Linked DNA regions of Homo sapiens: region 2 is linked to region 1. The links are chromatin contacts, found by Hi-C or POLR2A ChIA-PET in ENCODE. All regions are on one chromosome and are shown on one strand. Each heading gives the region's core, a stretch centred on a gene start or an enhancer-like site at or near the end of the contact. The rest is flanking DNA. Distances are from core to core; before and after follow the strand shown.

Evidence for each region. A loop is a pair of places that touch in the nucleus more often than their neighbours do. ChIA-PET counts read pairs that join two places held with the same protein, here RNA polymerase II (POLR2A). Pooled maps may share reads with other maps.
Region 2: a pooled map shows a loop between it and region 1 (2.3-fold over the local background). The contact joins the promoter of RGS2-AS1 here to the enhancer-like site in region 1. A Hi-C loop is called at or near these places in 2 of 168 maps with a recorded cell type or tissue (heart left ventricle and sigmoid colon) and 9 of 50 pooled maps. POLR2A ChIA-PET finds 5 or more read pairs at or near these places in 7 of 52 experiments (A673, BJ, MCF 10A and 3 more).

What each region holds. Positions count from the first base shown.
Region 1 is chr1:192,902,817-192,907,595 of GRCh38, forward strand. No RefSeq gene overlaps it. Among named protein-coding and RNA genes, the nearest start is that of RGS2-AS1, 43 kb to the right of the region's middle. Within about 2 kb of position 1,840, at least 7 of the 41 ENCODE cell types and tissues checked have a DNase peak (open chromatin) inside an H3K27ac peak, as active enhancers do; they include sigmoid colon, where a contact is called at or near this core.
Region 2 is chr1:192,945,423-192,949,788 of GRCh38, forward strand. RGS2-AS1 (RSG2 antisense RNA 1) reads right to left here and starts at 2,835. Exons shown (of 3, transcript NR_126003.1): 1 at 2,681-2,835.

The DNA.
Region 1 (4,779 bases), core at 590-3,089:
ATATTTAACTTATCATATTCCATGTTTTGTTTCTTCAGTAGTATATTTACAGTCTTTTTCTTCTACTAAACATGCTAAGGTTCATATTTTTCACTTGCATCTTCTAGATTTAATACAAAAACAAACATTAAGAAAGCTGATTATTTTATTGTATACTTTAAGATAACAAACATATCATTTATCGTGTTCATTACTACATCTCCAGAAAATGGAAAGTCTCTGTCACATAGTGGGAACTCAGTTGATAGACTTTGAATAAATAATGAATGTTTCATTTCATGCTGTTTCCCTATGTCCATGCTTATTGCCCCAAATTCAAGAACTAAATTGTGACACAACCTGGTCCATCTGGCCTATCATACTAGATCTCTGAAATGTTCTAGCAACTCCAAGGGCTCTGGTACGTCTTTTATCCATACGGCCCTCTGTCTTCCTAATCTGGCAACAGCCTCCTAGTAACTAAAGCAAACTGTGGAAATTAACAGCTGCACCACTGACTTCAGGACCACACCAGGGGATTCCCCAGCAGGTGCCAAGTTTAAATATAGGCTACAGGGAATGTTCTATTGCCAGTGTGCAGTGGGATGCCAGACAGCTGTGGTACATCGGGATTTCACTGGGCCACGTGTCTCGTTAGTGTTTATATCACCAAGTCATAATTAAAAGGGTTTCTCTTTCTTAAGACCACTTCTACTTCTTTTATAATATTGGAAAATAAAGAAGTTTCTTGGCATTCTATATATGAATTTGTATGGAACTACTTTATTCCTCTGTCCTTATTGATTTACAAATTACCCAAATGTCTTATTTCAATCAAAAAACTTTATAACTTAAATTTGGCCTGTTTACTAATTTGCTAATTTCCTAGTCTTGCTAATAGCTCACAAAAGTTATTTCATTTGTTTGCAAAGCTTCACTCATGGAGATGCTGTTGACAAAAACCCATGCTTCCCATACTACTTGGTGAAATGCTTAGGAAATTGAAAGTAGAATTCAAAGATGCTTCTCTACTTAAATTGTGAATGTGTTTTTACCGTGTTAGTTCAGGTCTACCATTACTTGATAGTGAGTACGTCTTGCACTTTTCAATTTGATATTAACATGAAAATAAAAAGTCCATCTCAATTCAACAAACTAAATAGTCAATTTGGGCACTGAGGAATAAGCAATAGATACTTCAAGTCTCCTTGATAACGCATTAGTCTTTTTCAGACTCAGAACTGAAGATTGAACAGCAAATGGCACATGGACCTTGTATTTATGTAGCATTTTACAGTTTAAAAATAAAGCTTTATTATTCAGTGACTTTGGATGAATAACTTTCTATAAGATGAGGTGAAAAAAGCAGGATACAAAGTTGTATATTTATATTTTGGTGTTAAGAAAAAGAAAAAAATTGTTAGTGGTAATCTCGAAGTAGTGGAATAATACATTGCTTTTATTTTGTTCTTTATGCTTTTTGGTATCTTAAAAATTTCTACGGTGAATATGTACTATTTTACAAATTAAAAAACAATTTTAAAATGCCTTAACGTATTTCAGTAAGTGCTCAGTTATTCTGTAAGTGTAAATATCCTCATTGTACAAATGCAAAACTGTTTGAGAAGTAGAGATAGTGACTTACTCCAAAGTTTGAATACTCTTTATTACATTTGCCAACTTTTCACTGAATCCTGCCATCAGCCCCACACTGACATGCCAAGGAAATGAAGTGTGGTTATAAAAAAGTCTAAAGAAACAGAAGTGGGGGCGTATGTGTGTTTTGTTCATGATTTTGACAAATTGTAAGTGAGTCAGCGATGCATGCCCATCACAACCTTTTTGAGAAGATCAGTCATGTGAGGCATAAACTGTCGTACAGATCAGAACGCTCCCAATAGTTTGGTTTTGGTGATAATAACTGCAACCACTTGCTCAAAGTTAAAGGAAAGCAAAAGGAACACACGTCACTGGCTGCTAGCTTACCGACAGCAGCCTACTGTGATTCATTATTCTGGCAAACATATTAGAGATAGGAATGTTTTATTTAAAAGTTTTGTACAGTTTAGCAATGTTCAGCGGTTGTGTTTCACAGGACTTCACCAGGGATACATCATGTAGGTTTTACAAATGTATCCAAATCAATCATGAATGATTCTCTTAATTTAAGCATATAATATAAAATAATAAACTTCCTTATTTTGTTGTTATATTAAATCTGGGAGCTACAAGTGGAAAATATGAACATTAGCATGTTTATTTAATTGATTCAACTATTAAAATATCATAGTCCACTAATTGCAAAGCATTTCTAAGTACAAATACAATTCTGAAAGCAAATAATAAAATTCTTTCACACTATACTCCACATGGATTGAAAAAAATATATTATGCAATAGCTACTGGCTTTGAGGAAGGACAGTCTCTTTTTTTTTTTATTCTCTCCTCTCTTTGTCTCTTTCTGAGAAAAACATGAGTACATAATGACCTCAAAGCTTTGATCACTATGAAGTTTGGTAACTATGTTAACCTGTTCTGACTAAAATTTCCTGTATCAAATTTTTATAAAAGAATGTGTGTGTATGAGTGTATTGAGGGTCTGTTATGTCAATTTCATGTGAATCTTACTTTTTTTTACATTGCTGACCAGAAAGAAAATATTAATCCCAAAAACCTATCAAACATTTTAATTAAAATTGCCAAATATTACTAATCTTGTTCAGTCAGGCATTACCCACATAAGGTACTGTAATACTAATTCAAGGTACTTGATGCTACTTTGTGACTATTTTATTAGTATAATTAATTGTATATACAGTAATTGCTTGTTCTTACTATAAAAATAATCCATGCTTCTAAGAAATTCAAACAAGGCAGGACATAAAGTAGAAATTTAAAGTCCCATCCTGCCCAATTACACTTGCCATGGGTAAGAGTTTTATGCTCATCTTATATAGCAAACTTTCTGAGAGCACAGAGACAAATTTAGTCAAAGCTGGAGTTCTTTTTTTTTGAGACAGAATTTCACTCTTGTTGCCCAGGCTGGAGTGCAATGGTGAGACCTTGGCTCACCGCAACCTCCACCTCCCAGGTTCAAGCAATTCTCCTGCCTCGGCCTCCCAAGTAGCTGGGATTACAGGCATGTGCCACCACACCCGGCTAATTTTGTATTTTTAGAAGAGACGGGGTTTCTCCATGTTCAGCCTGATGGGTTCAGGCTGGTCTCGAACTCCCGACCTCAGGTGATCCGCCCACCTCAGCCTCCCAAAGTGCTAGGATTACAGGAGTGAGCCACCGTACCCGGCCATAGCCGGAGTTCTTACTGCTGCCTCTACTTCTGACTCAGCAAGTGACCCTGAGCATGTAAAGAACAGAACATTTGTTCGTCATAGTAATTCATTCATTCATTGTTTATTCATTCATTCAACAACTATCTATCTCCAAACTATCTACTGTTGCTGCAGTTTTATCCTTGGAGATTCATTTGGGAGCATATAAGTAATTTTGCTCTAGAAAATAATTTTTTAAATAATAACATCAGCAAAAACATTTATTTGATAATTACTACATACCCAGCACGAGGTTAAGCACTTTTCATTGGGTATTTTATTTAATAGTCACACCAACCCTATGGGATAGGGACTATTATTATGCCTATATTCTAACTGAGGAAATGGGGACCTATAGAGGTGGACTGACTTGCTCAAACCAAAGTCACTCTGCTAGTAAATCCAGTGTAACAACCCAGAGCCACCTCACTCCAAAGCCTGTCCTCCCAGCCACAGAGCTATATTGCTCCTCAATGTAAGTTTCCAGTGGATAGAGAATGAAGTATTATCAATTATTAATACGTGGTCACACAAGCCACATTTCAAGTGCTCAGTAGCCACTTGTGGCTGGTGAGTACCTTATTACACAGCCCGATATAGAACATTTCCATCATCTTAGAAATTTCTATTGGGCAACACTGGTCTAGATAAAAACCCACCGAGTAAGACAACATTGGGTTTACGTAGGTAATTAACCTGATGAAAGGAGAGAAATAGTGAAAGTAGACAATTTAAGAATAAGAAAAGGGATTTAACCATCTGTATTTATCGGAGAAGAAGAGTTCAGGAAATACTAAGTGAGTAAGAGACAGTAACTATGTAATATTATTGAATTGTTATTGAGAGAAAATTATTTGTAGCTGTGAATATGTTATTAGTTGTTATATATATAGAAGTTGGAAGTTAGATGAAGTCAGTAATATAAGTGAAAAAAACAATTTTCCAACTCCAGAAACCACCCCAGTGCATTAAGGAGACAAGGAAGACTAAGTTGATAGTTAGAAGATGAGATCCAAAGGCTGAGAATCCGGGAAGGAAAGCTCTCAGAAGAGGCAAGATTAGGAGATATACCTAATGCTAAATGACGAGTTAATGGGTGCAGCACACCAGCATGGCACATGTATACATATGTAACTAACCTGCACATTGTGCACATGTACCCTAAAACTTGAAGTATAATAATAATAAAATTTAAAAAATTTTAAAAAGTAGATGAATTAAAGCAAGCCCAATGATGTGATAATGGGACAGAGAAATGAAAGAAGGAAATCTGCTGTAAGGAAGCTGTGGAAATGAATGAGATTGTATTTGTTAAGTGAGCTTCCAGTACAGCGAGCTGCTGGTTACTTGGTTTGTTTCATATGTTATGAATACTGCAAATATGTTATAAAAAGAATTGCGGAGTGTAAAATTTATCTTATTCATTTTTGCACAGTTGCTATAATGAAATATCTCAGATTAATAAAACAGT
Region 2 (4,366 bases), core at 1,585-4,084, 44 kb after region 1:
AAACGCCATTCACTTTCCATCTTCTAGAATCTTGTTGAACTCCCTCTTTTTCCTGACACCTCTTTCATTCTCGTCTGTGAAACTGTATGAATTTATTCTGTTGTAATCACTCTATTACAAGATCAAGAGGAAAGTGACAAATGCTGACTTTAACAGGAAGTCATCTCTCTCTCTCCACCAGCGGTCAGGATCCCACCCCACCTATTGCTGTGGGACTTCACTCTTGTCAGGACACTCCCACTCTCCTGTATCTCTGACCATTCTTTCTCTGATTGGCTTTTTCCCATATTCATCACATGCTCAGATCTTTATCAGCTAAAAATTAAAAAGAAATCTTAAAAAAAATTAAAACAGTGCTTAGACTATAGTAAACTCATCCATGGTGATCTCTTTCATCTCTCTATAGTCAAGAATCTTAAATGAATGGTCTGCATTTGTTTCTCCTTATTGTTCAGTGATTCTTTGCAATCTGGCCTTCATTACCACTCCACAGAAACTATCCTGATCATGTGATGCCTTTGTTACTAAAGCTGGTTGATACTTTTCCATATCTGCTCGAGCTCTCTGTAGCATTTGACATCAGTGGCCAAGCCCTCGTCCTTCCTCTGCCTTCCACAGATCATGACACCAAAGTTTCCTTCCTGGCTCTCTATTAGTTTCTTCTCAGTATTTTCCATGAATTCCACTTCCCCTGTCTATCCCTTAAATGTTACTATTTTTTAAGATTATGTACTAAGTTTTTTCTAGTCTCATTCTGAAAATTATTTACAAATTATCTCTTCTAATTCTATACCTATATTTATCAACTCAGTCTCAATGACTCGAAAATGATATCTTTAGTCCAAAGGTTTTTCTTTTATTCCAAATTTCTATACCCAATTACTTTCTGGGGGTGTGAACTACCATGGCCTATGAACACTCCAAAATCAACATCTTCCCTCACCTCCCAACCATCATCCATCCAGTTGTCTAAGCCAAATACTTGTGTATCTTCCTAGAATCCTAGCTTCCCCACTTACACATAATCATCAACTCTTTGGGGGATCTATTTAATTCTATGTGATATATCCCCAACTGATTCAATTTCATCCAATTTCAGTTAGGCAACAGACATAATTTGTCTCTGTGCCTCAAGTCTTATTCTCTAGAAGGCTTCCCTGAACCTCCACAAAACTAGTTTTCTCCTTATACATTCTTTTTTTTTTTTTTTTTTTTTTTTTTTTTTTTTTTTTTCCTGACAGAGTGAGACTCTGCAGTGCAGTGGCTGATCTCGGCTCACTGCAATCTTCGCCTCTCAAGTTCAAGCGATTCTCTTGCCTCAGCCTCCCGAGTAGCTGGGATTACAGACACCTGCCACCATGCCTGGCTAATTTTTGTGTTTTTAGTAGAGATGGGATTTCACCATGTTGGCCAGGCTGGTCTCCAACTCCTGGACTCAAGTGATCAGCTTGCCTAGGCCTCCCAAAATGTTGAAATTACAGGCATGAGACACTGCGCCTGGCCTCCTCATTATACATTCTTATTCAATGCTGTACTCCTCATTCATAGCAATCCTCCCAAGTATAAATAAATTACTTATTATATAAATGGTTGTCATTTGTCTCCCTCAAAAAATTAAGCTCCCTGAGGGAAAAGAACATTCATAATATTTAATATTTGTTAGATGAACAAATGGATCAATGCTTCTTAAATTTATTTTCTACACTGCCACTAACCTAATCTTTCTAAAACAAAAACAGAGTCATGTCACTTTACTGTAAAAAATCCTTCAATGGAAAAAAGAAAAAAAAAGGGAGGTCTACAGTGGATTCCCACTGCCTTAAGCTATTGATTTTATGTCTAAACTTCTTAGCATGAAAGACAAGGTTTTCTAAGACCTGGTCTACTTACCTCTACAGCTTTGTTTCTTTAGCTGACTGCTCAATATCACTGCTCTCCCTCAACTTAACTGCAAATAAATTCAATACTTCAGAAATAACAAAGGAGGAAAAACACTCTTTTAATATTTTATTATGCTCAAATAATTTAAAAATATATAAATAAAATGATTAAATAAAGCCCCAAACCTTTTTTCAAATAAGCACCCTAAATTATCTAAATCACCTAGGATGCTTGTTTTCCTAAGAACCAAGGAATATTTCAGGTGATTTAGTATAAAGTATAGCATGCCCAGACAAGATCCCATAACAGGAGTTACTTACCTGGTGCTGCTTATTTTGGATATCAGAATTTTAAAGGAAATGAGGTCCATTTGGTTTAGGCATCTATATATATATCAGTACGTAGAGGACTAAATGAGGGTTTAAAAGAATTTGTTGAATATAACTGAACCAACTCTAAAATGAAAAATATATAAGATGGAATGATGATTAAATGGAAATGCTTAACTCAGTAAATGATCAGTTTCTTATTTCTAATGGACCCAAGTCTGCAATTCAAAGTTGGGAAGAGGCAGACAGTATGACATGAAATACTCTGTGTATTATATCAATTACACCTCAAGAGAAGAATTTGACTTTGCAAATTACAGAACTAGTAAGAAAACATTTTTTTTCTTTCATACGGGTTTAGTCTGTCCTTAAAAGGGGGCTTTGGGGGTAGATATTGGATTCAACTGTTATTTGTCAGACAAGTGAAAGAATAAAGAGAAGTGTGTGACACAGTGGTGGAGAAGCCTTACCTGGGACCAATCTGAAGTGCCTGTTGTGTTCTGCAGTATCATAAGTCGCCAGGGTCTCTCTGTCTGGCATAGCCATTCTCATTCCCAAAGTGCTTCAGGGATTTGGATCAAATCCAAAGACTATTCTGCTTGTTCATTCTGAACAGATTAATTCAGATTTGGCTAAAGATACTGCTGAGAAAAGAAGCGTGAATCCTAAGGGAACATCAACTTTCATGACTAAAGATAGAATTACCTGAAAAGTACATGGGGAGCTATGGGCAGAGTTAGAAGTTTATATTCTTACAAAGAGATCTAAACTTAAAGGAACAAGGACTGGGGAGAACTATAACTGCCTATGACAGTCAGTTTCTTACATGGTTTTATTTTAAACTATGCAGAAAAATTACACAGAAATGGCTCTTTCGGCCAGGCACGGTGGCTCACGCCTGTAATCTTGGCACTTTGGGAGGCCGAAGTGGGTGTATCATTTGAGCTCAGGAGTTCGAGACCAGCCTGGGCAACATAGCGAAACCTTGTTTCTACAAAAAATACAAAAATTAGCCAGGTGTGGTGCACCTATAGTTCCAGCTATTTGGGAGGCTGAGGTGGGAGGATCTCTTGGGCCCGGGAGTTTGAGGCTCCTGCAAGCCAAGATACTGCCACTGCACTCCAGCCTGGGCAAGAGACCCTGTCTCAAAAGAAAAAGAAATAGCTTTTTTTTCTCACCCTACATTATAATTTTCATCAGCCACCTCCAACCAATCAGTAAAATCTAATATATCTGTGCAGTCTTCTGTGTAATTAATACGATAAACAAAGGGGCAGAGCAGTAAAGAGAAATGAGAATTGTCCCACATTTTCCCATTTTTGGTACTCATGAGAACAGAGATGCTACCTCTCAGGGGTTTCGGACTAGCAAGGAGGAAAAATTTTGCCCGTTAGTGGAGCTAGAGATGATGAAAAGAACTTGATTTAGAGAAAAATTGCTAGATAGACAACTTGAGATTGGATATATAATACCCTTCTATTTTACCCTAAAATGCCAGCCTAAAGACTTTTAAGGAGAAGCAAAAATTGACACCTTTGTTTTAACAGATGTATTGAATAAATTATAATGTAATATCCATTCCAGCTCTTATCAAGGTACTGGTCATCACAATTAAGTAGTTTGGATGAGGGCACTGACTTTGGGCTAAGAGAATCTTCTTTTTTTGCCTCAGCTGTTCTGTTTCTGTTAAGACACTGTCTGGGCTGAGATATTTAAATCTGGTTTCAAGGCTGAGTGTGGTGGATCATGCCTGTGATGCCAACACTTTGGGAGGTTGAGGTGGGTGGCTTGCTTCAGTCCTAGCCTGGGCAATGGAGACAAAACCCAAAAAATACAAAAAATTGTGTCTACAAAAAACTAGCCAGGCATGGTGACATGCACCTATAGTCCCAGCTACTTGGAAGGCTTAGAGGGGAGGATCAGCTGAGCCCAAGAAATGGAGGCTGCAGTAAGCCATGATTGCACCACTGCACTCTAGCCTGGACAACAGAGCAAGACCCTGTCTCAAAAAAAAAATCTTGCTTCAAGGTTCTATGCAGATGATTCTTTGCTTGTAAACCCTAGGAGCACCTATGTGATGCTTTGTGCTCCTCTCACTGGAATTACCTTATTCCTTATCTCTGTTCTCTTGAGTAATTGCCTCCTCTAACCAGGAT